Linked DNA regions of Homo sapiens: all the other regions are linked to region 1. The links are chromatin loops, found by intact Hi-C in ENCODE. Cell type or tissue: endothelial cell of umbilical vein. All regions are shown on one strand.

The links. Hi-C counts contacts between places; a loop is a spot of excess contacts. Peaks named below come from ENCODE experiments on the same cell type or tissue, not always from the same donor. Only the 100,000 strongest peaks of a DNase experiment are listed, where the experiment ranks them.
Region 2: a loop joins it to region 1, with 19 times the contacts of the local background. A loop is called at or near these places in 45 of 110 quality-filtered maps.
Region 3: a loop joins it to region 1, with 2.9 times the contacts of the local background. A loop is called at or near these places in 2 of 110 quality-filtered maps.
Region 4: a loop joins it to region 1, with 11 times the contacts of the local background. A loop is called at or near these places in 6 of 110 quality-filtered maps.

The regions. Positions count from the first base shown.
Region 1 is chr12:39,314,802-39,322,801 of GRCh38, forward strand. KIF21A (kinesin family member 21A) reads right to left here. Exons shown (of 38, transcript NM_001173464.2): 27 at 7,867-8,000; 28 at 5,105-5,212; 29 at 3,272-3,400; 30 at 1,131-1,169; 31 at 428-439. LOC101927019 (a long non-coding RNA gene) reads left to right here and starts at 1,131. Exons shown (of 3, transcript XR_007063276.1): 1 at 1,131-1,219. In endothelial cell of umbilical vein, a CTCF peak has its summit at 3,600 (motif pointing right); no DNase peak of the experiment used is centred here.
Region 2 is chr12:39,687,380-39,695,379 of GRCh38, forward strand. It overlaps REDIC1 (regulator of DNA class I crossover intermediates 1), which reads left to right. Exons shown (of 13, transcript NM_001031748.4): 11 at 4,670-4,733. Among named protein-coding and RNA genes, the nearest start is that of REDIC1, 65 kb to the left of the region's middle. In endothelial cell of umbilical vein, no CTCF peak of the experiment used is centred here; no DNase peak of the experiment used is centred here.
Region 3 is chr12:39,761,189-39,769,188 of GRCh38, forward strand. It overlaps SLC2A13 (solute carrier family 2 member 13), which reads right to left. Exons shown (of 10, transcript NM_052885.4): 8 at 3,549-3,670; 9 at 3,272-3,424. It also overlaps a transcript of REDIC1 not described here. Among named protein-coding and RNA genes, the nearest start is that of REDIC1, 140 kb to the left of the region's middle. In endothelial cell of umbilical vein, a CTCF peak has its summit at 3,959; a DNase peak (open chromatin) is centred at 4,013.
Region 4 is chr12:39,985,721-39,993,720 of GRCh38, forward strand. The region is part of intron 3 of SLC2A13 (solute carrier family 2 member 13); the gene reads right to left. Among named protein-coding and RNA genes, the nearest start is that of SLC2A13, 120 kb to the right of the region's middle. In endothelial cell of umbilical vein, a CTCF peak has its summit at 4,988 (motif pointing left); a DNase peak (open chromatin) is centred at 4,941.

The DNA of each region.
Region 1 (8,000 bases):
GTATGGCACAGTTATTTCCAGGAGATCAGGATGCCCTTTTTTCATTCTTATGTATTTTTATGTCATTGATTATTCAGTCTTTTGAGAAAAAAAATCTCAATATTAAACACAGTGTTTTATTACTTTAAAATGTTCTTAAATATTCAGAATATTAGGATTAATATTTTATATAAACTACCAAAGATAATAGAAACTTAATGATATTAGAAACATACAGCCATGGTATTTCTCTATTTGAATTAATCTATTCACATTTTGAAATATAAAATCAACTTTAAACAAGTTTAAGGTTAAATATGGCAAATTTGTACAACAGACTTGATCTGAAGGAGAGAAAAAAATAAACACTTATTTTTGTTCCATGCAAACCTGTAAGGTCTTTTGATACTGGAAATGAAATTAATTTCCTCTCCCTTCCCCTGCCTACCTTCTGGAGGATCTGCTGATGATCAGCAAAAATGGCCATAAAACAAGGAAAACAAGTGCAAAGAGGGAGGACATAAAATGATAATGGTGAAAGGGAATGAGACAGAGAGAAAGAGAAAGAGAAGTTAAGGACCCCCAGAAAAATCCATAAAATGAAAAAAAATAACAGTTATTTTTAAAGCTGCACCTATTCTTAAGAATATTTATTTTAAAAAATGCTTCCTTAGTGTTTATTTCCTATTCTTTTTAATTTTTGGTATAATAGTATCCTTTTTTTCTCTAGCATATTTTTATTTTTAATCATATAATCTTTTTACTTAAAATTGCTAAACCAACAAGAAAAAAATACCTTATCTACCTCACACACTTTGAGGCATTAGAAATACCTAATTGTTGAGAGTAAGAAATCTTCTTGACATCAATATTCATAAAACTTGATTTCTTTTAAAGAAAAGATTCAGATTACAGACAGAAAACAGGTATCACAATTTTTAAACTATTATACAAAAAAAACCACTACTTTATCTAAAAGGTATGACCACAAAAATGTATTAAAATTATCATGTTTAGAAATATTAGTGCATTTATATGATTTACAACAAGTGATGCATGCAACAAAAATGAGACTTGCTTAGAATTTCTAGGAAGGCACTTTAGAACATCAATGAAATTCCAGAATGTAGGAAAGGCAGGAAAGAAAGTACCTGTGTACCTCCGAGAGAGAGGAGTCACTTTCATCAGACCTATAGTGAAAGAGTTAGAATTATGAGAGAAAGAATACAGATGTCAACAGGTAAGGACACTGACTTTGGACTCAAAATCAACAGCATGAATAACAGATATATAGCAAACATTTCCTTCATAGTGCCCTGCTTTTCTACTTGCACTGGATATTAGCATGTTTAAAGTATAGCTAAGTTACGTAAAAAGTTTGATATTTATGTCTTCTAGCAAGACTTTGGGGGCTAAAATTTTCTAATACTGATATACAAAATCTATCCTCACTTCTAAAATTTAGGCCTTGCAGAAGAATAGTATCAAGTACATGAGATATAGCACTTCAAGGTTTGCTCTATTTAATTTGACTAGTCCTGGAAAAATTTTCCCATTTCAATAACTGTTGATCAATTTTATTCACCTTGATAATTATCACTTTAGATATAGACTCTAATGTTGAAGTTACACAAAATAGATTGTGTTTTCACATAGAAAGCAAGTCACTCAAAATTTAATAACTTTTGGCTTTAACTTATCTCAAAAACACTGAGTTCTTTTGACTAGGGAGCATCTGAGTAACAGCTGGGGTACTTTAGTGGGCTTTTAGAATGGACAAGTCACTTCTGTTAGCCCTACCTTGAGGCCTCCAAGACTGCAGTGAGTCTGGTTATTAAGAAAATCTATTCGACTGTACAACAGGCTTGAGGAGAATGAGGATATGGTGAGCGTTAGCATAGAATGTAACCTGAAACAATGTGGGAGATCTGCGTCTTGCTAGTGGGATATGGTTGCTTCAAAAAGGAGCCCCAGAGAAAGTAATGTAAAGGGGTAGTCAAGTTTTTGAAAGTGTAGAGCAGTCAGTTATTCTACATTTTAGTTTATAGAGATGACAACAGAGTCAAATTATTGGTAGCTCATAAAGTATTTCAGTAAAAAATATGGAACTGTGATTAGGTTGTCAAGATTATCAAAAGATTGACAGAAAATATTCTGACTGTGAAGGCAAGGTAGACACAAATTTAGCAACTCTTCGTATACCTAGTGAAACTTGACTTCCCAAAAGTATTCCTAATGTTCAACTTTTCTCAATTAATGACAGAAATAATTTGACAATGTTAAAGAGTATTTTGTTTAATAACACAGGAAAATATTTACCTACCTAGATCAATGTAAAGAACATATCTTCTACTAATTAAACCATATTAAAATCTAATGAAGGATCCATAAATAAAAGAATTATCCATAAATTAAGTATATTTATAATTCTTTAAAAACTACGGTATGATTCTCTAAGTTTATAGAGCCATTTAAAATGATCTAAACATGCCAGACAGACAGATCTTAAATGGCATCCTATAAATTTTAGAGATTATTGATTTATACAGGGAGGCAATAGCAGAAAACAATCATTATCATTCCAAGTCCAAGCAGACAAGTCAGAGTTAATAAATACCTTATGGCAGTATTGTTAGTATGGCATTCTTGCAAGAGAGATTCTGGCTCAATGTGTGGATACTTTGTCATTTCAAATTTGATGACATTTACATTTTCCACATCCCTCCAACTTCTCCACCCCTGCAACCCACTCCCAGTCCTACTCTCTCCATCCGTAAAGGTGATTTTTTATTCCAAGAACACAATTATTGAAATTTTGTGGTGAACTTGTCTAGAACAATCAGATGACAAAAACGTGTTGCACTTGTAACAATGGTCTTTGTAAACTGTTATATCCCCCAGAAGTAAAGTAATTTGCCTCTTTCCAACTCAGGCTATCTAAATTAGAGGCTTTTGTGGGCTCACAGAAGCTGAAGAATCTCCAAAAATTTAAACATCAAGTGGTCTCAAAGATTTTTCAGTTCTAATTTACTTGTAAAAGAAAAGGCAAGACAAGTGCTGAAGGCATACCAATACAAATCTACAACAGGGAATAATGTTCAGCAGGAAAATAATTTTCTCTAATTTTGGCTGCATGGTTCCTTTCCCATTGGAAAGATGCATAAAATATGGCAAGAGTTCACACGTCAGGCTCCATCTCCTACACAGAGATGACTACATGTTTTCTACAGACTGTATTGACAGGTTCAGAATATTATATAAATAATTGGGGCTCTTTTCCATAATGACTTACTTATCCTGCTGAACTGATGTGTTTCCCTGAGAAACAGTAAGACGATTAAAAACATTCAGTTCATTACGGGGCCGGCTTGGTGGGGAAGAAGGAGGTGAAAGACTAGCCTCTGAAGTTCCAGAATCTGAGCTACAAGAAAAAAAGAACATTAAGTAGGTGGCTTTAATTGGTTATGATTTGTTAGAAAAGTTATAAGAAACATGCTCTTTTAAAAAAAAGCTTTTTATTAGAGAACTCCTTCTTTCCTTTCTTCCTTTTTTGTAAGATAAAATGCATTCTGAACAATTTTTAAAATTTTTCACTGGATTTTGTTACATTGGCCACAAGATGGCACTAAAGAGAAGATTCTGTCTGCTGAAATCAGAAGTCAGTATAAGAATAAAGCAAGCCACATTTAAAATTATACAATTTTAGAATCAAGAGAAAGTTGCTCACTTTACAGATGAGGAAAGAGACCCAGAGAGCTTACGAGATGTTTGCTTATTCAGTTGGTTCATTCATCTATTTTTAAATCATTTATGTGCTCCATCCCCATTTCCCAATTATTCTTGAGAGATTTAATTCAGTAGACACAGGCAAACTACATCTTTAAGTACAGGAAGCAAGGGTGATAAGAAGGATAATTTCGGCCAGGCACGGTGGCTCACGCCTGTAATCCCAGCACTTTGGGAGGCCGAGGCGGGCGGATCATGAGGTCAGAGATTGAGAGCATCCTGGCTAACATGGTGAAACCCCGTCCCTACTAAAAATACAAAAAAATTAGCCGGGCGTGGTGGCGGGCGCCGGTAGTCCCAGCTACTCGGGAGACTGAGGCAGGAGAATGGTGTGAACCCGGGAGGCGGAGTTTGCAGTGAGCCGAGATAGCGCCACTGCACTCCAGCCTGGGCAACAGAGCGAGACTCCGTCTCAAAAAAAAAAAAAAAGGATAATTTCTATGACATTCAAGTCAGCTAAACCCATGGTCAAAAAAGACAGTGTGCATCTTGGCACAGGGTAGTGGATGGTATAGAATTGTCCATTTAGGCACGGAAAATAAATGAACACTTCTTTTTAAATATATTCACATTTATTTTTATGTCAAAGAAATTAAAGTAATTCACTTCACTAATATTTAAATGTAAATTCGCATAAATGCTTTCAAGGACATGTCTGAGATCTGCCTGTCACATGCAGAACAGGTAAACTGAGGGAGGGGTGGCAGGGTAACAGTGGTTCTAATCCAATCAACTTCTGCATGCTGTCATGTTGCAATTTGTAAACGCCCAGTTAAGTGGATAATCAGATTATACTATGTACTGCTAAGTAAACTAACCCTCACAAAACACACAGAAGAAACATTGAGGATAATACCAACAATGTAAACATGAGAGAGCAACAAGAAAATGGCACAATAACACACCCTATGATTAATATTAGTTTTTCTGTCAGCCACTCTAAAGAGGTAGGGTCAAGATCAGTTTTAGCTAACATGGCAATGACGGTCAAAATTAATTCTAAATTTTTCTATTAATAGAAGACTATCTGAAATATAGACTTAATAAGCCTTACCTCAAGTATATATTAACTCTTAAAATGATATACACAAATAACTGGCAAGTAAGTAAGTGGACATGATCAGGGACAAGTGCTCAAATATCTTTACAGGTATATGTATGACCAAGAATATTAGACCACCGAGCCAAGCCAAAAGCTGACTTGACTGTCTTGATTAGTCAAATAGTCATAACCACAGCACCAGCCTAAATCTGGAAAATAATTTCATGATTATCTTTAGCATCTAAGTGCAGCAGGCATTTAATACAGTCTAGCAGGTAAAAAACATTAGTCACTTACTGCTTTTGTTCCTTGGCCTTTGATTTTTCTGCTTTCTCATATGCCTTTCTCCTTGTTACAGGAGAAGGCTCTGGAATTTTTTTTTCTGATAGAGATGACTGCCTGGAACTAAAGTAAAAGAAGATTCTTTAATTACCTAATTCTAAATTTGCACATACAACTTTGGTAGATAGTCAATCTAAAATTTGTAATAGGTTAATAACTGGAACCTCAGAAAGATTATTACTTGAGAACAAAAAATAAAACTAACATAGGAAAATACTACATGAGTTATATTTAGTTGATGGAAGCTCAGCAACTATAATTTTTAAATTGGTGATCTTATTAAATATGTAACAACTTACTATCTTTGAATATAAATATCAGTGATATACCGCCAAATAGCCACAACAAATATTTTAGATGTGTTTTAATTTCATTGGTAATTATTTCAGATGAAGAAAAATTATCTTTATAGTTTTGTAAGAACAAAAATATTAGAATATCAGAATATGAGAAACAATGAGATTTAATGAATTAATATTGAGACACAATCACAAAATAGTTCTATAGGTAATCACACACACAAAAATACATAATTATTTTACTTAGCTAGTATTTAATTTGTATCTATGTACATTTTAGTAATAAAAGTATTCTGGCCTTAAATATTTTAAATGCCAAATGTCTGCTTGTAATTAAAAATTCAAGAAAATAATTTTTGTATATGGTGGTAATGAATTTTAACTGAAAAAAAAAAAAAGTCTGGGCCAGGCATGGTGGCTCACACCTGTAATCCCAACACTTTGGGAGGCTGAGGTGGGTGGATCACTTGAGGTCATGAGTTCAAAACCAGCCTGGACAACATGGTGAAACTCTGTCTCTATTAAAAATACCAAAATTAGCTGAGTGTGGTGGCGGGCACCTGTAATCCCAGCTACTTGGGAGGCTGAGGCAGGAGAATCGCTTGAAGCCAGGAGGCAGAGACTGCAGTGAGCCAAGATCACATCACTGCACTCCAGTCTGGGCAACAGAGCAAGACTCTGCCAAAAAAAAAAAAAAAAAAAAAAAAAAAGTCTGGGAAAAAAAAAACACTAAGGAATTAGACAGCAACACTTCCAGAATGGGTTTGCATGATTCCTATTTAAAAGCAAAAACTAAATGTAATTAAATTTTGTGTGCTTGATTTTTTCTAATCAGGAAATCACATTTTAGCAATCCTGCATCATTTAAATTATAAGCATCACCTGAGTAAAATTACGCAGTAATGGCTTATAAGAGTTACTGCACCAAGTGAGTGACCAAACTCTCACAATGTATAAAGAATTACAAATATATGAGTATAAGCATGTGAATTTATGAAAACTTTAAAGTAAGTTATTTAGAGGCAGAGCCCAAAAGATATTTTTTACAACCTGTCATAAAGGATACATTTTTAAAATGTAAAAAGACAAATAGATTACCTGAATCTGGATTCCAGGCCACAGATTTAGTCTTGAAGTTCCAAAAGTCTCACTCATCTGACAGACTAAATACCTAACACATTTAGTTCCTAAAATCTGACCTCAGTTCTACATCACTACCTTCACCAAAAGCATTTCTTCTATTCTCATCTTATCACAAAAGCAATGAAGCCATAAACTATTCTGGTTAGCAATCTCTAACAGCAGATCCAACAGTTAATTACATAGGCCACCTCAAGCACATGCAAGAAAGTTCTGCCATCATTAAAATTAATTCTGGAACAAAAGGTAGCAGATGGGATACTGAATGGAAAACAATGGAAATGTCCTCATAAAATGAAGAATATTATGAAAAATGGCTATTCAAGTTTGGAAAGTTTGTTATTTTGTATTATTTACAGATCATATAGTGTGTGCCACTTTTGGGGGGGCAATATTCCTCAGTGCAGAGATGTATTCATTCCATAAATTATCTGCTAGATCACATGTGAGGATTAGTTTGAAAAATAACGTTAAAAATCTTTACCAGTGAATGACTAATCTAATATTAATATAACTATCAAAACACACACATGCACACATGGTACACATATGTACACACACACATACACATACGCATACACACACAGGACTATGTGGGAAAATCTTTCTTTGTCCTCAAGATAATAATTAAAAATAGTCTATGCAAGATTTATTTTGAATAGAAGGTTTTTTGTTCAGATTATCATAGGAAAGAGAATATTTCCTCCTTCAAATCTTTAATAATACCAATAAAAATATTTTTGGGGCATACACTCATCCCAGAATATGCAATATGCTTCAAGGTAAAAAATTAGGAAAGCTCAAAATGTATTAAACTTGTAATTGGTATTTTCTTTTTTCTTTAAAAGTCAGCAAACATTTACTATCCTGACAGGACTCTTAAAACTAGGATATAGGTAATTTAGAGCAAATTTAAGAGTCTAAACTTTCTGTTTATACATAATAGTTATATAATGGTTTTATAGGTATAACTTTAATTTAGGTATTTCTATATATGTATTTTCTGTAATTCATAAGTCAGCCTTTATAAAAATTATAACCCTTAAGAATGATCCTAAAACTTGGAGACAAGACAAAGCAATTCAACAAAGGACATCTCATCTTAAATTATTTCAACTCTCCAATACCTTAGGGGAGACAACACCTAGCAAATTATTTCGAAAACCAGAGATCAAATTTATATAAATTTTAAATAATAGAAATAAGAAATTAGCAACATGCATACTTTTTTTTTTAAAGCCAAAAGAAAAGAAGTTAGTGTAGCTGGGCCAAACTTACATGCTGCCTATCTTAGAAGGTAAGCCAGGTGGGGGAGAGAGCTCTTTTTCCCTAGCAGAAGTACCACTTGTCTCTGTATTCATTCCAATCTCTTGCCCTTCTGCAACAGGTGTGAGAGGGCCAGGCAAGGAGGC
Region 2 (8,000 bases), 370 kb after region 1:
AAGAATTGGCTTCTGGGGAAGCCTCAGGAAATTAGAATTATGGTGGAAGGTGAAGCAGGTGTGTGGCATCTCAAACAGCAAAGACAGGAGCAAGAGAGAGTGAGGTGGGAGTGCCACACACTTTTAACCAACCAGATCTCATGACAGCAAACTTCACTATTGTAAGGGCAGTACCAAGGGGGATGGTGCGAAACCATTCAGGAGAAACTACTTCCCATGATTCAGTCACCTGCCACCAGGCCCCATCTCCAACACTGGGGATTATAATTCAACATGAGATTTGCCGGGGGGTACCCAAAGATCCAAACCATATCATCTTTCAACATGAAAATGCTTTAGGTTTCAATGTGCTACATAATTTTATATTTGCCATACTATTGAAATATCTATAAACACTGCTTATGTAATGTTATAATCCCTTGCCATCATAAGGGTGTAATTTTTACAACAGTGCTAGGAAGTTTATGTAGTTTATTTCTAATCTACAGGAGCCTGAGTTGCTAAAGTCTTCACAGCAAAAGAGACTGAAATGTAAAGAGATTAGATAACTTGTTTGAGGTCACACTCTCAAGCCAAGATTCAAACTGTCTGTCTTATCTGACTTGATATTTTCAGCTATACTGTTTTCCCTTTTTTCTTCAATAAATGTTTATTGAGTACATATTATGAATTCATATAAAGACACTTATTGAATGTTTCCTGTATGCTAGACACTGGGGATAAAATGGTGCTTTGTTCTCAAGATTATATTCTGTTATGCACTAGACTCTGCAAGGTACAGAGATGAAAGGACATGGAACCTGTCTTTAAGAAGTCTTCATCTAGTGGCTAGTCAGAAAGAGACAAAAATATAATGCATTTAGATAAATTGCTTGAATTAAAGTTTGTTTTGGGTTATTAGTAACAGATACTTCTAAGTTTCATCTGTAAACAGGAGGAAGATGTGATGGAGGAGGTAACTTTTGAGCACAGTATCAATAAGTTGTTTACCAAATGGTCAAATTGGGAAGAAAGAGCAACATAGATATACTAAGATGTCAGAGTACAGCCTGTTTTAGAAATTTCAAGTACCTTGTTTCATTCTAGTTATTGTTATAGCTACAATTTATAATACTAATGATAAAGGGTGCAGGAGTGGCCTAGGTAATTCTGGACAATACAAAAAGGTAGGTCATGAATGGCCTTGTATGATATATAACAGTTTAATTATTGATCATTAAACAGAGATCCACTAAACAAATTTTAGCAGAGGAATATGATGACATCGTAATAAAAAAGTTGATTCTAGCAACAATGAGGAGGGATTTGATAAGTGGAACAGCTCAAGTTAGGGGAAGAAATAATGAGAGCTTGAAGTTTTACAATAGCAGTAAGGATGAAATGAGAGAAGAGAAGATTTAGATCTAGAATTGATAGTACTTGGTGATTGGTGATTAGTTAAGGGAGAAGGAAGAAATTGAGAAAGACCTAGATTTATTTATGATTTGAGTAAATGGGTAGTTGATGGGATTGTGCTACTGAACAAGATTGAAACCATAGGAGGAGGTGGCAGGAAAAAGGTTAACTGTCCATCAAAATCCATGTACCGTTTTTTTTGTAGAATGTACCCTTTTTAATAGAATAGAGCTGCCACCATGAAATGGCTTCCCAGCCAAGGAACATGTTTCCTAACCATCCATCCATGTACATGTGGCCATATGGCTAGATCTCACTAATGAAATGTTCGGAGAAGTGATGTGCATCATTTTAGGTTAAGGCTTATAAGAAAAGGGAATTATTTTTCCATGCTGTCTTTCTTTGATGGCTAGATGGTAGTGAGGCCCCAAGGGATAATGGAGCCACAAGATGGAAAGGACTGGGTCTCTGAATCACTACATGGAGGAAAATTGCCTGCTTACCAGAAACACTCACTTTAGATTATTACACAAGAGAGAAATGATTGTGTTTGGCATTATACATTTTGTGATATACTTTTTAAAAACAATACCTAGCATCACTCTGATTCAGAGGAGGAGCAATTTCTGAGAGAGGTAAGTTTGACCCACTGAGCTCAAGTGAGGATCTTCTGAAAAACCTGTGATCTATGTGGAGATGTATAGTAGGCAATTATATATACAGGGCTTGAGGTGAGAAGAGATGTTTCAGCCTTTATGAATAGCAGATAATTGACTACATCCAAGTATATGATTCTCGAGAGAAAGTGTATAGAATAAGAACAAAAATTGTCAAATTCCTGAGAAGGCACATTTCAGGTTGGAGGGTATGAAGTAGAAGAGGAACCAGAAAAGGGGGCTGAGAATGAGCTACTAGAGAGGTTTGAGGAGTACTAGTGTCGTAGGAAAGAAAAAGGAGGAAAATGTGGTCAGTAGTGATGGAAGCTGTCCTGTTATTCCTTTAAATAATTCATATTTCCCCAAATATGAATAATATAGATGTATCCTCCCAAAAGATGAATTATCAACAGAATTTAATACTTCAAAAACAAATTCTGTTTGACCACACCTATGTCTAGAAAGCTGGCAGCTTGAATATAGCTAGAACTAGTCAAAAAAGAAAAAAGCCTATTGATGTAGCCCAAAGGGAATCAGGTGCTATGAGGAGTTCCTTGGGTAGAGCAGGTATGGGGACTTTAAATTGTGATGCCTGGCCATGGCCAAAGGTGCAGTGGAACCCTGACTAAAATTACGTTCTACCAGAGGGGCCAAGGCAAGAGTCACCAATGGGATGGAATGAAGGGGTAGGAGTAGAAAGAGGGCTGGGTTGCACCTGCCCACAGGTTAGGTAAAATTAAAACAGGTAGATTCTGCTGAGGAAGAATTGATGAAGAGACATACGGGCTAAAACAAGCAAACAGAACAAGCCTCTTGGATGGGGACATGTGGTGTTCTCAAGAGCCTTTGATGGGAGTGGGAGAGAATAGGAAAGAACAAAGTATTAGAGGAGTATAATTATTTAATTTTAAAGGTTTAGTAGAGGAATAAAGTTAAAATACAATTGTTAACATGGGAACGTATTCACCAGAGAAGTGGAGACGTGGAAGAACAAAATTCAAGAGTGATGATGTCACACTAGGAAACCGGATCAAGATGGGAAGAAATGAAATAGCAATTCTATATACAGTGTTAAAAATGAAACCCACTTAGCAATTAACATATTGAATATGATAGCAATTAACATATTGAATATGAATTAATATATTGAATATGAATTCTTTTCAAGATTCAAAGAATATCAAATTATTAAGAAAAAATCAATATAGGTTATAAGCAACGTATCTAGAATATAATAAAGGTTGAAAGCAAACAGATAGCAAAATACATACATTAAGAAAACATATATACTATTGGAGCAAAGACCATATAAATGCAATAAAAAGCCCATTCGGAAAAGAGAAAAATAGGAGATGCAGATTTTCTGATCCATAGCAAGGCTTGCCATCCTGGAGGATGGAGGACATTTGTGAATAACTTAGTGTCTTGTCCTTTAGGAAGATCTTTGCTGTCCTTCTCAAACAGATCTGAAGTAGGTATTGGAGTGCAGGCCTGCCGTGGGGTCTACATAGCTTTCTTGAAAGTTTTGTGTTCTTCTTGCAAGTTTGGGGCTTGAATGTGTCATGACTTGAAGAGAAAAGATTTTTAAATGATAAGATAGAGGGGTTAGGGAAGGGGCTCTGCTCCATGTAGTTATTCAGGCCCTAAACTGGTGGCTCCCAGTTTATTGTTACCAGAGAGAAGAAAGGAAAAGGAAGTGGAGGATTGTGGGGAAGATTTTTATGGACCAGGACCGGCAGTAGTTTACGTTACTTCTGCCTATGACCAGAACTTACGTAACATGTCTAAACCAATTCCAAGGGAGGCCGGGAAATACAGTCTAGCTGTATGTCCAAGAAAAAGGGAGTCAGGTTTGGGAAGCAGCTAGACAATTTCTCCTTTATTTTATATATCTAAAATTCTATATCCTACCAACAGAGAATGTATAGAAAAAAATTTTTATAAGCCCATGATATGTATGCAAACATAATTCATATAGTAAGCCATAAAGAAAATCTAAGACATTTATTTAAGGAGAGATTCATGGGTACATTCTCTAATCAAAATTTGATAAAATTGAAATCAACTAAAAAGAGATACTTAACTTCCCTTAACATCCTGGAAATAAAGAAACACTCAGGGTTCGTTTGCTTTGTTAGAGAAAGGAAATGAAAATAAAGTACAAATTACATAGAAAGTGATGGAAACCAAAACCAATAGTGTGTTCTGTAGAAAGTTATACCTCTAAGAGCTTTTATTATTTAAAAAACCTGATAATAAACGACTGATGATCTAACTTAGGAAATTAAATAAAGAATAACAAATTTCCAAATTGCCTTAATATGTTTGTCTTTCTTCAGCTGCATTTACTATGATTACCTGAAGCTTTTCCTTTTTCTCAGTAATTCATTTCTTGGCAAGTGTCTATTCTGTTGCTTGTTGTTTTTTAACGAATTTAAATTTCATTTTATTGTTTACCACAGGCTAATTTTTCTTTGTGGTTTAAAAATAAACCATGTTGAACTGAAGTAATGTAAAAGAAAAGTACTATAAAATGAATTGGTAGTGTAAATAAGGTAGATATAAGTGAATATTATTATGTATACTTAGGAATTGTTAACATTTTGGTTTTCTCCTAGATTCTGATGGAAGAAGGAGGAATATATTCTTTAAAAAGCAAGCGAATATCTACTAAGAAAATCTGTCAGTATAACTGTATAAGTTAATTTTACTCTATTTTAAAAACTAACAATTAAATAGAAATCAGTTAAATTTGAAGTGATTTTTTAGATGTTTGCCAACAAATATATATCATGGATATTTTAGTACTACTAATGCAATTGACTCGTTAAAATTACTTTTATATTTTATTAAATATACATGAGTACATTAATGTATAGGTACAGTTTAGCAAATAAGAATAAAACAGATAACCCTCATACTCCCTAGGTAGCTTAAGAAACAATACATAATACTTTTGAAGATTTCTTCAATTGTATTTCATATCCTGCCCTCTAGAGGTAACTATTTCCTTGAATTTGTTTTTTGTTATAACACAGACTTTTTAACTGCTTTATTTTGAACTTTCTATATATTGATCCAACTCTATATATTTTTCTGCAACTTGCTTTTTTTTTTCACCCAATATTATATTTTACAGTTCATCTGCTTTGATACTTGTAGCTCTAGTACATTTATTATTTTTCCTGCTATACAGCATTCTACTGTATGAATATATCACAATTTATGTATCTTCTAACAATGGATATTTAGGTTATTTTGAATATTTTGCTTACGTTGTTTTGAATATTTTCCTATGAAGAACAATGCTACTTGGAGTATTGTTGACATTTTTCCTTGCACACATGTATAAAAAGTTTCTCTAGGATATATTTCTAGGAGTAGAATTGCTAGTTCATATGATATGCACTTCTTTGCATCTTCAAGGTAATGCTAAATTATTTTCCTAAATGGTTATTCCAGTTGTACCCCTCTTAGCAAGGGATAACAGTCTTGGTTGTTACATGTTTTCACCAACAATATCTCAGTCTTTTATCATTATTGGTAATCTGATAGCTCATTGTAGTTCTAATTTATATTTCTCTGATTACTAATTAGGTTAATTGGCCATCAATGTTTCATTTATGAAATGTCATTTGCTCATGTTCCTTTTCTGAAGTTTGGTTTTCTTTATGGAATGTGTCTTTAATATGTCTATATCTCCTATGTATATTTTATGTGTCCTGGATACTGACTGCTTGTAGGCTTGTGTGTAGCAAATACTTCATGTTTGAGTGATCTTTTAATTCTGTACTGTCTTTTTACAGACAAAGTTTCATGTCGATCTGGTACTCTTTTAGGTATTCTATGCTAGCATAGTCCTTCATGTTATCTAGTCTGATGGAATACCTTGAAACCTTTAATGATTTAATTTTTTGAATATGTAAAATACTAGTCTGGTTTCTATCCTTATCCTCCCTGCCCTATTTCCTTCTGCAACATGAGTATTTTTTTTTTTTTCTGCTTTCTGGTTTCTCATTCCAGTCCATTTTTAAAAAAATAAATCCTAAAAATATATAAACACGTAAATACCCATGAGTCTTAGTTTCCAGCCTTTCTCATTCTAAATGTAATATAGAATATTTTATAAAAGAATTAAGTGAATTTATTTATTTAATAAAATATTCCTATAGATTCCTCTGTGTTAGTGCTAGGTATTTCTTCATCCTTATGACCATTTAGTAGTCCATTACATGCATGAACTGTAGTTTTTTCAGTCAATGCCCTATTGATGGACATTTGGGCTATTTCCAGTATATTTTTCTTACAAATACTGTAAGTGAACAATTTTGTACAATGTTTCTTATTTGTGGAGGTTCATTTTCAGGGTAATTTCTGGGAGTGGCATTGTTAAGTTAAAGGAGAAATATGCTGGTATTTGATGGATATTGCTGAATTTCAATTTTGATATATATATATTTCCAAGTTCCTTGTGTCACCATTTGGCACCAATAGCAATGTACATTTTATTCCACAGCCTCACCAACAGGGATTGTGGTCAAACTTAGGAATTTTTCTGAATCTCACAGGGGGACGGATAGATAGAAGTTTTAGTTTGCGCTTCGCTCTGTGTGAAGTTGAGCATCTTTTAAAAATGCTCATTGGCTATTTGCGATTCTTTTTCTGTGAATTCTCTATTATATCTTTTGCCCCCTTGGGTTTTGGCATTTTTTTTCTTGGTATTTAAGGGATCCTTATATATTAGAAAGATGTAGATGAGGGGTGGAACAAGATGGCTGAATAGAAGACACCCACTGCAAGCGCACCAATTTAACAACTATCTACACACAAAAAAACACCTTCCTAAGAACTGCATAAGAGCACTCATAGTACCTGGTTTTAACTTTATATCACTGAAAGAGGCACTGAACAGGTAGGAAAAACAGTCTTGAGTCACTGACGCCACCCTTCCTCCATTCCCTGGGAGTGGCGACATGGTGCGGAGAGTGATTCTGTGTACTGGGGAGAGGGACAGTCAGTGCAGCAGTTTTGAGGCATTGAACTCAGCACTATCTTGTTATAACAGAAAGCAAAATTGGACCAAACTCAGCTGATGCCTACCCATGGAGGGAATATTTAAACCAGCCCTAACCAGAGGGGAATTGCTGATCCTAGTGGTCAATACTTGAGTTTGCATAAGCCCTCCTATTATGGGCTAAAGTGCTCTGGTGCTCTAAGTAAATTTGAAAGGCAGTCTAGGCCACAAGAACTGCAACTCCTAGGTGAGTCCTAGTGCTGAACTAGGCCCAGAGACCGTGGACTGGGGGTGGCACGTGTTCTATTGAGACACCAGCTGGGGCAGCTAAGGGAGTGTGGCAATCACCCCTCCCGTAACCCAGACCACTCAGCTTGCAGCTCCAAAATAGACCCCTTCCCTCTGCTTGAGGAGAGGAGAAGGAATAGTGGGGAGGACTTTATCTTACATCCTGGATACCAGATTAGCCACAGTAAGATAGGGCACTGGTCAGAGTCATGATGCCCCCTTTCCAGGCCCTAGCTCCAAGATGACATTTCTAGACACTCCTTGGGTGAGAAGGACACCTATATCCTTGAAGGGAAGGACCCAATCCTGGCAAGATTCATCACCTGCTAACTGAGGAGCCCTGGGGCCCTGAATAACCATCAGTGATGCCCAGGGACTGCATTGAGGGCCTTGGGTGAGACTCTGATACTTGGTGGCATCAGGTGGGCCTGAGTACATTTCCAGCTGTGATGGCTATAGGACAAGACTTTTCACTTGAAAAAAGCAGAGAGAAAAGTAAAGGGGACTTTGTCTTGCACCTTAGGTACCAGCACAGTCATGGGGGTAGAATACCAAGTAGGCTCTTGGGGTCCCCAATTCCAGGACTTGGCTCTTGGATGGCATTTCTGGACCTGCCCTGGACCAGAGGGGAGCCTCCTGCCCTGAAG
Region 3 (8,000 bases), 450 kb after region 1:
CATGTGACTTCTGGATAGTCATTTAACCTCTTCTCTGGGCCTCTGTTGCCTCATTAAGTAAAATAAGGGGGCTTCTCAGCTCCTACTTAAGTGTTGGCAGTTTATGATTCTGTAAATCTTACAGCCAAAATCAGGGGCATGTATAGGAGATATAGTTAAGAGATGGTTGAGAGAGAGACTTGATCTGTGTAATGGGGAAAATAATTCTAGCTTTGCCCAACTGTAAAGAATAGAAATAATGTATGTTATCATGCCCATTAGAATTCTGAATATCAGTTGCTCAAAAAAGTGATGCCCAGATTGTTAAATTCTACTAAATGACCAGGAAAGGAAGAGTTGCTATTAAGATACAGAATAAGATTAGTGTGACTAATTAATTGGGATGTTTTTACAAAAAGGGTGATACTGATAAGCTAGCTCTTGGAGAATGGGGGAATTTTGACAAAAAAAAAATGAAAGGAGATGAAGTCCTGTGTTCTGAGTACAGATATGCAAGACTGTGGAGGTAGGAAGAGAAATGGAATCTTTAGCAGGGAGGGACAAAGACGGGATAGTAATTATGATGAAGATAAAGAAAAAATAAGTACAGATGGTAAAACATTTTAGATTAAACTAGGCTTCTAAACTACAAAATCTGTAACAGCAAACCCAGTTTGACTTTTAAATATAATAGTATATTTTATCTTCATCATTATCTTTCACAATTTGGGAACAGTAGCATAATTAGAAGTAACAAATCAAATCTGTCAGCGCTAAACTCACTCCTATAGTTAAAAAACATTTGTTGGGTTAGGAAGATTCCTGAAGTTGATTACAGATTCTTTCTTGTGACCTGGATTCCCAAAGCTGAATAATATCAAGGAATTGCTATTAAAATACAAGACCGTTTTACAAAATCTGAGGAATCCAAAGCACGCAAATGCCAAAACTGCCTACTCAGTGTGGGTTCCAATGGTTAGACCTGTGGCTAAGTCGTGGAGGAGTGTGGGCAGACCTGGGAGGCTGTGACCTGGTCCATGTCATGGTCAAATCAGTCACTATCTCAGTTTCTCATTTATTCCTCCCTTGGAGTGAAAATGGCAAGAAAAAATGTCTGTAACGAGTCCATCAGGACTATTGAACAGTTAGATATTCCTCACCTTTATTCTTCTAAGGATTTAAATCTTATTAGAGCCCTACATTAAGTTCCAGATTAAAACAACTATTTAATTGAATTACACAAATTGACTACCTCAAGAGAGAAGCTTTGACATAATGCCCCCCAAGGGATCTCTTTAGCCACATGTGCTGTATATAAAATGGCATATTGGTGATATAGCAATGATACTTTTTAGTAATAAACATTATTGAATGGGGGCACAAGGCAGACCTGTGTAAGCAATATGGTTGAGGAAGGAATCAAATTTTGAGATCTTATGAAACAATAAAAAAGGAGGCAACAAAGAAGACATAACTATTTCCAGAGGAATACACGATTAGGATGTATATTTATTAAATGAGGAATATAAATGCATAGCTTACATAAACCAGTAACATGTGGATTAAAATGAGACACAAAAAGGGAGAAAAACTAGCCTGAATGAACTATTTTTCTACTACTAGAGAGTAGTAGACCAAATGGACCAGTGCTCTGACATGAGAGAAGCTTAATGCAAAGCAACACACTTTTAACTGTTTATTTTTGAAAGAATTCTGCTTATGCCCTATTTAAATTTCATTACTGTTGCCTCATTTTTCTCTGGTTTTCTGGCAGGATAAATTCAAGAAAGAGGAGCTTTGCTGTCAAAAGTATAATCATGTAAACTTTTATTATTTGGTCTATGCCTTTCTATGAAAAATGCTTTCTCAGGATGCGAGCATATACTTAGGTCTTCAAATATTTAAGTGTTCTCTAGAATCAGTAAATACGAGGAAATATTTATTGTGCTCGTATTTATTATGTCATGAAGATAAGTTTATGAATTTATCGAAAAATTTTAATTGCCAAATGGGATCCAGCTGAATATACTAAATATATATCCAGTTTAAAATGCCAGTGCATTTCCTTTCCAAGAAAATAAATATTTCAAATGTCTTAAGTGGTGATTAGGAGAGAGAAGAGTTTTATGAAGATAATAAAAGCATTAGATAAATACCATTAACTAAAAGCAAATACCAGTTCAGCATGGTCAGAAGAGATGGGGAATAGATTTTTATAATGTTTCATCATATTCACCATTCATCTGCAAAATTTATCCATGTATTTATTCATTTGACAAACACTTTTTGGTGCTTATCAGGTGAACAGGATGCCTTGGCAGGAACTGGGAATGTAACAATGAACAAGGCACAGTCCTGGCCCTCCAGGGATTTATAGTCTACTAGAGAGAGCTAAGGGCAGACAAACCTGTTCTTGCAAAGAGAAATGATAAGTGGCCAGAGCACAGAGTAAAGAGATTGCGGGGAGATGAGAGAAGCTCTTCTGGGAGAATGGTCTAAGCAGCAGGCATTCCGTCTCTACCACATGGACTTATGAGGATATTAGAATGAAACCTCATACTTCATCATGAATAATCCTATTGCAACCTATAAAGTCATGTGAACAATGCAGAAATCTTTTTTCTAAAAAGCAAAGTCTTTTCCTGACTCAGCCACTAAGCACTATTGTTTTTCATTTTGAATTATGGCCTCCATACATTTGCATTTGAATACTTCCGTCATGTTTACACTTTTGCAAGTGGTAAGTACTGGTCTCAGAGGACACTGAAATGCACAAGCACTGGCCTGAGCAGCACAGGTGATACAGTGGAAGGTATGGCCACAGCACAGCATACTGTTAAGCATTTGAGGAAGCTACTTTCAGCCCTACGCAGATTCTGCTCTTGGACTGGACGCTATGCCTGTCACAGGACATCTCATTGGCCCTAGACTCCCTGCCTACATCTTTTTACCATTTTCTGTTTTTTTTTTTTGTTTGTTTCTGTGAAACTAAAAGCTATGGTGTAAAGACTTCCACCTGGGGAGATAGCTGGGAGATGTCTGAGTTGGGAGAGGGGTTGGGTGACAGCCCTAAGCACTGTGGAACAAGAAGCAGTGCTGTTTAGGATAGGAGAATCCCTCTCTTCTTTCCCAGACACATTTCCGATGCCTTTGGAGGACAAGAAAGCCACATGGAGATACTTATAACAGCAAAATATAACCACATAGTCTCAATCACAAATGATATTATAGTGTATCTAAAAATAGTGATAAAAATAAAAACAAAACTATGTTAGAAAAAATATTATCTTACCATAGTATGTAAGATACTCTGCTGTGTGTAAAAATGTTAGTGAAACCAGGACATTGAAAATCCAGTTTATTCCAGATGAACATGCATTTCCTGTACTTCTTGCCCAAAGGGGATATATTTCAGAATTCACAGTCCAAGGCATTGGTCCCATTCCTGAGAAATAAAACATTAAAAACTTTAGTAAAATAGCATGTAAGAAATTTGAAAAATTATAGTTTATCTACTCCAAAAAGAGGCAATTCAATTAATGCAACAGTATAACAAAGTCTTTGTTTACCAGGTGCAAAGAAGACAAGATATAAAATAAGGCCCAGAAGTGCAGTCCAGGAGTATGGAGTAGGGCAGAAATTGTAAGCCCAAAATATATCTTCTGTTTTGAACTTGGTTTCATTTTCACACCTGAAAAATAATGCAATATAAGTATTAACTTAATGTTTTTGACTACAGTTGCAGAAATTCAATATGATCATATTTATGTATTTGGAAATTCCTTAATGTCTTAAGAGTCCAAAATGTTTTTCTTAAAAAATAAGAACTAAATATACAGTATTAGATATGCGAGCTTGTATAGCAATTTTACAGCCAAGTATAATTCAAGAGCAAAACAAAGACACCGTGTTTTATAACCATTTCACATAAATTAGACATGATTTCTAATTAGTCCCTGGAAGCTGCAGTAACACTTCAGTACCACTGAGAGTCAGTATGTGGCAGTGAAAAGACCATGGCATTTGCAATCATGACAAGATTCAAATTTCAGAGCCAGATACTTTTCATCTGATAAAATGGGGATAATACTTTGTAGACTATTTTAAGGATTAGAAGAGTAACCTGTAAAGGGTGATGGGGTGGATGAGGGAAACAAATGATTCTATCTGATTCCAAATAGCCCTCTCCCTTTCTGCTCCGTGTCCTTGCTTCTCTACCAGTCACTCCCTGATGACCTTGCCTTCTTAATCCATAGTAAAGCAAAGGGTCCTACAGTTTAGATCCATTCTGAAGTTGAACTTCCAGTTCTTTACCTTAATTGCCCCTGAAGATATTACCAGACTCAAAAACATTCCTATCCCCTATTGTCAATTTAGAGTATTGTTCTGTCTCCTTCAACCTCTATCTTTGAACCTTGTCATCCAAGCCCTATTGTTACCATATTTATGAACTCATCATAACATTCCACCTGTCTTGATGATTTGGGTGCCTGCTCAGTCTACCTCCTCTCATCCCCTGCCACATTCATTTATTTTTAATTCATTGGCCTCATTTAAAAAAATTATTTTATTTAAGTTCCAGGACACATGCACAGGATGTGCAGGTTTGTTACATAGGTAAATGCGTGCTGTAGTGGTTTGCTGTGCCTATCAACCCATCACCTAGGTATTAAGCCCCATGTGCATTAGCTATTTATCCTGATGCTCTCCCTCCTCCCAGCCCCCACAGGCCCTAGTGTGCATTGTTTCCTTCTCTGTGTCCATGTGTTCTCATTGTTCAGCTCCCAATTATATGTGAAAACACGCAGTGTGTGGTTTTCTGTGCTCCGTATAATGCATTGGCCTCATAGTTCCTTATTTAATCTCCAACACTACAGAGACAGCACTTTATAGTTTCCTTGATTTGGAACTATTTTACTTCAGACTTTGAGCCTTCCTTTTCTGATCACAACCACCACTTTGTTTATCTCCTCATTTCTGATCATCTGTGCTACACCCAGATCTGCCTTTGGATTATCCTTTCAGTATTCGTTTACCTCACTGCTCAGCTTAGACCACGCCAATACAGGCATAGCTTGGAGATATTGCGAGGTCAGTTCCAGACCACTGCAATAAAGTGGGTCACACGGATTTTTTGGTTTCCCACTACATATAAAAGTTATGTTCCCATGAAAGTGCAGTCTATTAAGTGTTCAATAACATTGTCTAAAAATGTACAAACCTTAATTTTAAAATATTTTGATAAAAAATGCTAACGATCATCTGCACCTTTCACAAGTCATCATCTTTTTGGTGGAGGGTCTTGCCTCAATGTTGAGGGCTGCTGACTGATTAGGGTAGTAGTTGCTGAAGGCTGGGGTGGCTGTGGCAATTTCTCAAAATAAGACAACTGGGAAGTTTGCAAAATTGACTGACTTTTCCCTTCACTAAATATTTCTCTGTAGCATGCATTTTACCCAGATAACTTCTTTCAAAATTGGAGTCAATCCTCTCAAACTCTGCTACTGCTTTGTCAACTAAGTTCGTGTGATACTGTAAATCCTTTGATATCATTTCAACAATGTTCATAGCACTTTCACCAGGAGTAGATTCCATCTCAGAAACTACTTTCTTTGTTCCTCCTTAAGAAACAACTCCTTATCCGTTCAAGTTTTATCATGAGATTGCAGCAATTCAGTCACATCTTTAGGCTTCGCTTCTACAATAGTTCTCTTGCTGTTTTCCACTATATCTGAAGTTACTTTCTCCCCTAAAGTCTTCAGCCCTTTAAAGTCATCCATAAAGGTTGGAACAACTTCTTGCAAACTTCCAAACTGTTCATTTGGTATTTTGACCTCCTCCCATGAATCACGAATGTTTTTAATAGCATCCAGAATAGTGAATCCTTTCCAGAAGATTTTCACTTTACTTGGCCCAGATCCATCTGAGAAATCACTATCTATGGCAGCTATGGCCTTATGAAATGCATTTTTTAAATAATAAGACTTGAAAGTTGAAGTGACTCCTTGATCCATGGGCTGCAGAATGGATGCTGTGTTAGCAGGTATGAAAACAACATTCATCTTGTACATCTCCATCAGAGCCCTTGAGTGACCAGTGTCATTGTCAATCAGCAGTAATATTTTGAAAGGAATCTTTTTTTTCTTTTCCTGAGCAGTAGGTCTCCATAGTGGCTTAAAATATTCTCCAAACTATGCTGTAAATATAAGTGCTGTCGTCCAGGTTTTTTTGTTTCGTTTTAGAGCACAGGCTGAATAGATTTAGCCCTTCTTAAGGGCTCTAGGATTTTTGGAGCGGCAAATGAGCATTGGCTTCAACTTAAAAGTCACCAGCTGCATTATCTCCTAACAAGAGACCCAGCCTGTCCTTTGAAGCTAGACATTGACTTCTCCTCTCTAGCTATGAGAGTCCTGGATGGTATCTTCTTCCAACAGAAGGCAGTTTCATCTACATTGAAAAATCTGTTGTTTAGTATAGCCACCTGATATGGTTTAGCTGTGTCTTCACCCAAATCTCATTTTGAATTGTAGTTCCCATAGTCTCCACGTTGTGGGAGAAACCCAGTGGGAGGTAATTGAATCACGGGGGTGGTTACCCTCATGCTGTTCTCATGATTGTGAGTGAGTTCTCATGAGATCTGAAGGTTTTATAATGGGCTTTTCCCCTTTTTACTTGGCACTTCTCCTTCCTGTCGCCATGTGAAGAGGACATGTTTGCTTCCCCTTCCTCCATGATTGTAAGTTTTCTGAGGCTTCCCCAGCCCTGCAGAACTGTGAGTCAATTAAATCTCTTTCCTTTATAAACTACCCAGTCTCAGGCAGTTATTTATAGCAGTGTGAGACCAGACTAATACATCACCTTTATTAGTTATCTTAGGTAGATGTTCTGGATAACTTGACGCAGCTTCTCCATCAGCACTTGCTGCCTCACCTTGCAACAAGGTGTGAAGTGAAAACAGCTTCTTTCCTTAAACCTCATGAACCAACCTCTGCTAGCCTCAAACTTTTCTTCTACAGCTTCCTCACCTCTCTCAGCCTTCATAGAATTAAATGGAATTAGAGACTTATTCTGGATTAGGCTTGTGCTTAAGGGAATGTTGTGGCTGGTTTGATCGTCTATCCAGACCACTCAAACTTTCTTCATATCGGCAATAAGGCTGTTTCACTTTCTTATCATTTGTGTGTTCACTGGAGTGGCACTTTTAATATCCTTTAAGAATTTTCTTTTGTAGTCACAATTTGGCTATTTGGTGCAAGAGGCCTAGCTTTCAGCCTATCTCAGCTTTCAATATGCCTTCCTCATTAAGCTCAATTATTTCTAGCTTTTGATTTAAAGTGAGAGTCGTGCTACTATTCCTATCACTTGAACATTTAGAGGCCATTGTAGAGTTATTAACTGTAGTGTCTTAGGGAATAGAGAGGCTCCAGGAGAGGGAGACAAAGAAGGAAACAGCTGGTTGGTGGAGTGGTCAGAACACACACAACATTTATAATTAAGTTTGACGTCTTATACGGGTGCAGTTTGTGATGCCCGACAACAATTACAATAGTAACATTAAAGATCACTGATCATCATAGCAGATATGATAATGAAAAAGTCTGAAATAATGTGAGAATTACCAAAATGTGACATAAAGACACTAAATGAGCACATACTATTGGAAATATGGTGACAATAGACTGGCTTGATGCAGGGCTGCCAGAAACCTTCGGTTTGTAAAACAAAATGCAATGTCTGTGAAGTGCAATGATGGCAAACACAATAAAATGAAGTATATACTGTCTTCACTAGCCTCTAGAATCCATTCTTCCTCTATTTTTGTCTGCCATTTTTCACCATTTGAGTTCCCAACCCGGTGTGGCTTATTAACTTCTTTCAACAACCACTTCTCAGAAACTGAGCAGTGTTATGAAACCATGCTGTTGGGCTGTATTAAAAGTTCATGCCATTTTATCTCAGTTGGTTCCCTAATGATGCTTATTTTATCCTTTATTGTCTTCTCTACTGAATTATCTGCTTAT
Region 4 (8,000 bases), 670 kb after region 1:
AAATGCCAGACTTGAGATCACAGGCAGCTTAATCAACAAAAATCAAACTCCAAACCTTTTCTGTTCTCTGCAGTAGGGTGGTTCTTTACCTCTTTTCATGCTACCATATCATACCTCCTTCAATAAGTCATGATACGAAAAATGGAGTAAAGAATTTGTCTTAGTCCATTTCAGCTGCTATAATAGTGCCATAAACTTAGGGGTTTATATACAATAAATGTTTATTTCTCACCATTCTGGAGGCTGGGAAATCCAAGATCAAGGCTCCAGAAGATTCACTGTGCGGTGAGGGCCTGTGTCTTGGTTCAGGCAGCACATCACTGTGTCCTCACATGACGGGAGGGGAGAGATCTCTCTCAGGCTTTTAAAATAAAGGCCTTGGTTCCAATTGTGAGGGTTCCACCATGACCTAATCACCTCCCAAAGGCCCCATATCCTAATATAAATCCTAACCTCCAGGTGAGGATTTATATTAGGAGATGGGGTCATCGGGAGATGGGGCCTAACCTTGGGGTTAGGATTTCAATATATGAATTGGGGTGGGGAGTAGGGACACAAACATTTGGACCATTGCAGAATTATTTTCAAAGCATACACATATTCTGGAGATACTGATCCATGCCTGTTTACTACACGTTCACCCACCTCGTCGCCACTGATTTATCTGAGCTCTCAATCTATGAGGTGCTTCGTGATATGAACTAGTGCATGGTTTCTCAAACTATGGAGGAAGGACCAATGTTTTTTAAGTTCAATCTGTTGCAGATTGATACTTTTGTTAAATACAACGAAATGAATTACTGAAAAAAAATGAAAAAAGGCACACAAAATACAATTTTGAAAACTAAATTCAATAGACATAAAATTACGGTGACTGATTGCTATAAAACTTTCTATATGCCTACTCTCTTTTTCTGTATTTAACCTGTATTTAAGCAGACCAAAAAAAAAAAGATTTTTTAAATGTATCTTAGCAGACAAAAAAAAAAAGAGGGAGGGTGTTTATGGACAGAAATCAGTCTGTAGACCACACTGATCAAACCGACCAATTTCAAAGAGAACAAATCTCAGGCATATCTATGGTGCTTGCCAACAGTCTGAGTTGGCATGAAGTTTATTTCCTCGAAGGCAACAAGCCTGGTCTTGGTTAAAGCTGCCATTTGTGCCTAGATTATGACTGTGTACTGAGTTGAGCCATCAAAAGGCATGTTATTTCCTAGAGACACAAGGATATCAGCAATTGAGGGCAAGATTTAAATACCTAGAGATAATAAAAATCTTAAGCTTTGATCATAAACTATAAATTTAACAACCTGGTTTCCCCTTTGGCTGCCTTTAAGCTATAACCTTTTAGTTTTAAGAAAAATGGCTTTCCCTGGACAAAGCCTAAGTTAATCATAGCTCCAGTCAATCATATCCAAAGAAAACAAACCTATAGCTTCACATCATGGCAAGATTGCCATGAATGAAATATTAAAATGTCAAACAAGATGTGGTCTCTGCCCCCAAGGATTTTAATGTAGACAGACAAATATGTCAACAAACAATGACAAAATAATGAGGTAAGTGCTGCAACTGACACATGTATAAAAATCATGATACATCTATACACTGCTGATTCCCAAATTCATATCTCCAAATTTGCCCTGTCTCTTGAACCGAAAACTTGCTCACCAACTGTCTACTCAATTTCTTCAGCTGGATGTCTAAAAGACATCTCAAATGAAATGTGTCAAAAGCAAACTCCTGACTCCCTTCCCCAAAATAATAACAATAACCTGTTTCTCTCACAGTCCTTCTCAATTAATAGCTACTGCATCCTTTGAGATATTCAAACAGCTATGAATTTAGTAATCAACAGCATGTAGAAGGTACCTGAGACCATGATCTTTATACATTTATACACTGTTTTTTCTTAAAACCAAAAGGTTACTTGAAAAGCTGCCAAAGGTCAAATTTATTTTTTTTCACTTTTTGATAAATTACAAATATATTTTCTTGTAATAAAGCATCATCGGATTCCTGGGATTATCCTTTATTACTACAGTTTAATCTTTTTAATATAATGCTGTCATATACTTGTGAGTGCTTATTTTGTATTATTATTCTATCAAAATAATTTTGAGGCTTTTTCTAAAAATAACTTTTGAAATATTTTTCTTACTGTAAAAGTACTGTTTAATATAGTAAAACATTAAAATAAAGGCACACAAGAAAAAGAGTGAAATCCCCCACTGACCCTCCAATTCTACCCGTGAAAATCATCACTATTAATTCTTTGCCTTGGTCTGAACTTAGTAAATCCCCTATTGATAAATGTTTAGATGGTTTCCAGTTTTTCGCGACTACAAACAATATTGCAAGGAACAATCTTCTAGATGTACATATCTTTGCATATATGTAGGGACAGTTTTTTTTAAATAGATTCCCAGATGCAAAAATGCTGGGCCGAAAGTTTTGTAAATGTCTTATTTTTAACAGTGCTAAATTGCCACTTTAAAATGTTGTACCAATATAAGCTGCCACCAAGTAATAATGTGTAAAAGAGTAATCATTTTTTCATACTTTGGCACATTGGTATTATCAATATTCTAATCATCAACAACATAATTGTTGAAAAAAATTATTGCATTGTTTTAATTTATATTACTTTAACTGGTGGAAAATAAAGATCTTTTCATATATCTATTAGTCAGATATGTTACTTATTGTGTGAGTTATCTTTCATGAAACTTGCCTGTTTTTATATTTAAAAAAAGAGGAAGGAAGGAAGGAGAAAAAGAAAGAAAGAATGAACGAAAGAAAGAAAGAAGAAAGAAAAAAGAAAACAAAGGAAAGAAAGAAAGAGAAAAAGAATGAATGAAAAAAAGAGGAAGAAGAAGAAGACTAGGAGGAGGAGGGGAAGGAGGAGGAGGGGGAGGAGAGGGAGAAAAGGAAGGAGGGAGGGAGGGAGGGAAGAAGGGAGGGAGGGAGGAAGGAAGGAAGGAAGGAAGGAAGGAAGGAAGGAAGGGGGGGAGGAAAATGCTGCTAAAGAGGAAACCAAGTTGTTAAATTCATAGCTTATGACCAAAGCTTAAGATTTTTATCATATATAAGTCAAAAACCTTTGAGTCATCTTTCATTCCTCTTCTTCTAATATCCCCATCCAATGCATCAGTAAATATTGTTAACTCTATACGTCGCCTCCTCTCACAACCCCCATAGCAATCACCTAGGCCTAGGCCACCAGCATCTCTTTCCCAAATTATTCCAACAGCCTCCAATTTAAGGGGCCAGATTCCACCATTGTCTCACTCCATGTACTCTGAGCGCAGGAGCCAGATGAGCCTTTGTAAACCTAAGTCTGCTGTGTCAGTCCTCTACTCATAACCCTTCAGTGGCTTCCCTTCTCATTCTTGAATAAAAGCCTAAATCCTCACAGTCCCTACATAATCTGGTCTTCTGCCCTTACCCCCTGAAACTCTCCATGCCAATTCTGCTTTACCCACACAGACTCAGATAGCCACATGGCTCACTCTCCTCACGTATTTTAGTCTTTTGAATACATGCCACCTCTCTGACTTTCCTGGACCAACCTATAAAAAGGTGCAACCCTCTTGCCTCAATATCCTCAACCATCCTTTATCAATCTGCTCATTAAATTTTACCTTTTATCACCATTATCTGTTAACATTTATTACCACCTTCATATGTTTATGTGTTCCTTGGTCACCCCTCCCCACTAGAAATAAAACTTTAAGGCAGGCTTCCTTTCATTCATCACTGCCAAATCTTCAGTGCCCCCAATGGTGCCTGGCATGTAACAGGTATTCATTTTCTGAGTGAATGAATAATCAAAAATGGATGTCTTGCTCTGGCTGGGTTATGGAGAATGCCAGGGAAGAAGACACACACAACCAATGACACTGAAACTAGGTCTTAAAAGAAGATTCAGGCTTGACTGACATGGAAAGGGCTAAAAATATCATCGCCATATGCACAACTTTTTTTCCACAAAGTCTTGCATAAGAATACACTGTAGGGAAGCAGACTTTTAATGTTCTAGTTGAGAGAATCCCCAGTAAAGAAATTAATCCCCATGATCCAGAAGAGGATCAAGGTTTGGGTAAACAAAAAGAAAATTGCCACTGCTGTCAGGAAATTTTACAGATGAGAAATTACTGTAAAATACATCAAGCTCCTAAATAATGTAAATGTGTTCTTAGTGATCGGTTTATGGTTGCATCCACACTTGGGTTTTTTGGCCACAAAATCACAATTTTATTCTCCTGGAGTTTTCTCTGATAGGACTATAGCTCTAATTTTTAACAGGAAGCCAGTGAGGAGAAAATATTATTCCAAGTCTAGGACTCCTTCCTTTTATATACAGTTCTATTGTTCTATGTCTACTCTAGTAACACCTATGGCCATGTATTCTGGAGTCATAACGATCAAATATTAGTTCCTTTTATTATATAAAGTAGTCTTACACATATTTATTTACTTCTTTATTTCTCATCTTCCTCCCACTGGAAAGTGAGTTCCTTCTAACAGAGCAGGAATGTCTCTATCTCTTCACAATATCCCTGAGGACAGAAGAGGGCCAAGCACACAGAGTACTCAATAAATGCTCAATGATTGAATGAATAACATTCACATGAGAGATAAATACATATTTTACATGGGGAGTGTGGACTTTAACTTCTAACACATGTTCCAGCAGTGCATTCTCCTCTGAGTAAGAGTTCTTCTACTTAACAACATTATCAAAAGTACAAGAAGGATGTGCCCACACTTGGATTTCTGGCTGTACTGTATTCTGGGGATAGTATCTCAGCACACACCAGGGAAGCACAAAATCTGGGGAATGGGTGCTCTATTCACCCATAGTGCTGAACAGTGCTGAAGGAAACAGGGCAAAAGCAGGCAAAGGGATTTTCTTGCAACCCTGGTTCTAGGGCTACGACTAGGTGGTTGTGACACTGTGGGGGGCCTCCATTGCCCCCTAGTGGCAGCTGTGCTTGGGACACTTCAATATATTAATATCCATACTTTATGTATGCATTATATGATCACAGTTTAGAAACTTTAAGCAATGCCAACTCTCTCTACAACAAAAGCTCTAATCAGAGCTTTTCAAACCTCCAAACTCACACAAACACATACTCAAATTAGTCTCAATTGTATTCGATTCTCAAACCTAGGCTTCAAGGTTCAAGTCTCCTTTTTTCATCAACGGAGCTCTCTCTCTCCCCCTGAAGTGTGTGCCAAACACTGATTTTCCTCCTGTAAAGTGAAGGCTTGGACCAGATTAGGTCTTTCCTAAAAATCAATCTGTGAGCCTGTACTGGTCCACAGAGAAGTTTCCTCTGATTTGCAGACAGTTATCTTGTTCCTTATACAGTCTTAACTTCACGGAGTTCAACCATGAAAGACTGTGTTTTTCTCTACTTACTTCACACAGCAGTGCTTTGTAGAACTGCCCACAGTTTCTCATAGATAGCAGAGTTCTCAAATCCTTTTCCTCAATTTGTGTAAGTCCATTTGCTTTAAAACTTCAATCTTATATCTGGGTTAAAGCTTTTTCCTTCATCTCAAATGGGCTCCAAGTGACATCGTAGCCCTACCACATGATAGTTTTTCAGGCCACTCCAGTGCTCTGCTCCCATCATCTTCCGTGTTCACCCCACTCCCCTGCTGCCATCATGCTCCAGTGTTCCTACTTAAGTAGACACAGGAGGCAGATTAGCAAGGACGCCTCATAAGTGCATGTCTAGCTAGGCAATGGGATGTTAGCCTCTCCCAGTCAAGCAGGTCCCTCTCATGTTTACCAATGATTTTCTTGATCTGTATTGGTTGGTTTGGGATGTGAGGAAGACCCCTCTCTTCCCACATGGGTGCTCTCTTTAGAATACAGGCTACTTACCAGCCCCTTTGTCCTCTGCTGCTTTGGACCCCCACCCATCCACAGCATCAATTCAGGGCAATAAAAATATGTCCCACTCACCATCCTATTATTTTTTCTTGTGTGTCAGTATGAAGTTGCCTAATATTCTTTGTTTGAAAGTATTGTCCTTCATTTCAAGATTATATTCTACTATCTTTTTAAAAAAAAATGAAACGGTGATGGTAGTTGAGTTATTTTGTTTCTGATGTAAAATCAAAAGCTTTTATAGCTCACCCATCCTGCCCTTATAGCTCACACATCCTGATTTGGTGAGCCTGAATGTTCTGCAGGCATCCTTGTTCCTCTTCTTTGATTGCAATTATGCTTAAGATCTCAGTAAGATGCATGCTACCATTGCCCCAAAGCTGATTTACAAAGGAGAGAGAAACAGCAATTGTAGCAGGGATTACAGCTTTATCCAAAATACCACCACTGAGCTCCCCTGGTACCTGTGACCTTGCTCAGCGATGCCTGATGTAGGGGTAGAAGAGAGGAGTGAGGGAGGTGCCTTCATTTGCCCTGAATTGATATTGTGAATGGGTGGGGGTCCAAAGCAGGAGAGGACAAAGGGGCGATTAAGCAGCCTATATTCTAAAGAGAGCACACACATGAGGACCCAAGTGATTACGTTGTGCTTTCTACCCTTATTCTATTTTCATTCTGAATATTCCATGGATCACACCATTTCTCCCCTGACAGATGCTAGCATGATATGCAAACTCAATACTGGGCAAGAGAAAAACAGAATATTACTACCACAGAGGTGGCAGGGAGAAAGACAATAGCAGGTTGGCTGAATTCTACCACTCTACCTTTTACAGCTCATAGCCATTTTCTTTCACTCATTTTCATCTTTCTTTCTATTTTTCTCTTGCTCTATTTTGCCACTTTCCCCTGTCACTGTTTTCCTTCCTTTTCATCCCCTTCCTAGGGTTAATTATGGAAAATGGCCGTGACAGTTAAAAATGAAAGAGACATCACTTAAGATTCTTATAACCCAAAAAGCTCAACAAGCTTGGAGTACTCATATTTACTAACATATATGTTCTTAGTAGTAGTAGTATTAACAGGTGTATGTCATTATAGTTTACATTTGGGACCACCAAGATTAGACAGAAAGATTAAATGGCAATGAAAATATAAGGCAGAAAAGCACAAATTCATATTGTAGCTTCTATTTTCCAAATGTGTTAAAATTGACACAATCAAATTACTACCATTTTCTCACACAGAAAAACTGGGGCTGTGTCCTTGTTATTTTCCTTTCCTTAACCAAAATAAAATCTATCACTTAGCTCACAAAGCATTTTTCAATTTGCTGACTTAAATATTTAAAATTGACAGATATGAGTACAGTTACATATACATACATATACATGTAATATATTTAAAGTTTATTGCTCTCTTTTCTTTTAAGGAAAACAAAACTGAAGATGCATCTTATTTTACAATTCTAAAGTACTTATGCATTTAAGAGGAATAATATTGTAATAAAGATTTTAATTCTCAAATATAAAACGTTTTATTTCATCTCTGTATCACAGTAACCATCACATTTTTAGATATACATAAATAGCAATGACTATTCAAGAAATATTACTGATAAAAATTTCCAATAATTTGACTTTGATATTTTATCATCACTACTCAATTTTTAATGCTAATCTTTTATGGCAATCCTATTTTAGAAGCTAATAAACATAAAAGGCAAGCTTTTAGTGGAAACTATGAAGTGAAACAATGTAGTCTGGCTACCATTTCTCAGATGCTGTTTAAGAGATAGATGCAGAGCAAATCCCTGATGGCTTTACTCCTGCATCTTCCATGTGTGAGCCAGTTGCTAGGAAACGTGAAAGACAGGGATTCAGTAAAAACTGCAGAACAATGAGCTAGCTTAAGAGTTATCTGAATACTAACACATATCCTTCATAAACTGTTGTCAACATTAGAAGACTGAAGATTACATGTGATGTTTTTCCAGAGAAACTGATTTTGATGTAGTCCCATCTCTTTTGGACTGAAAAACATAATTGAGATACAAGCAAGACTTATTGCTTATTTAATAGGTCATGAG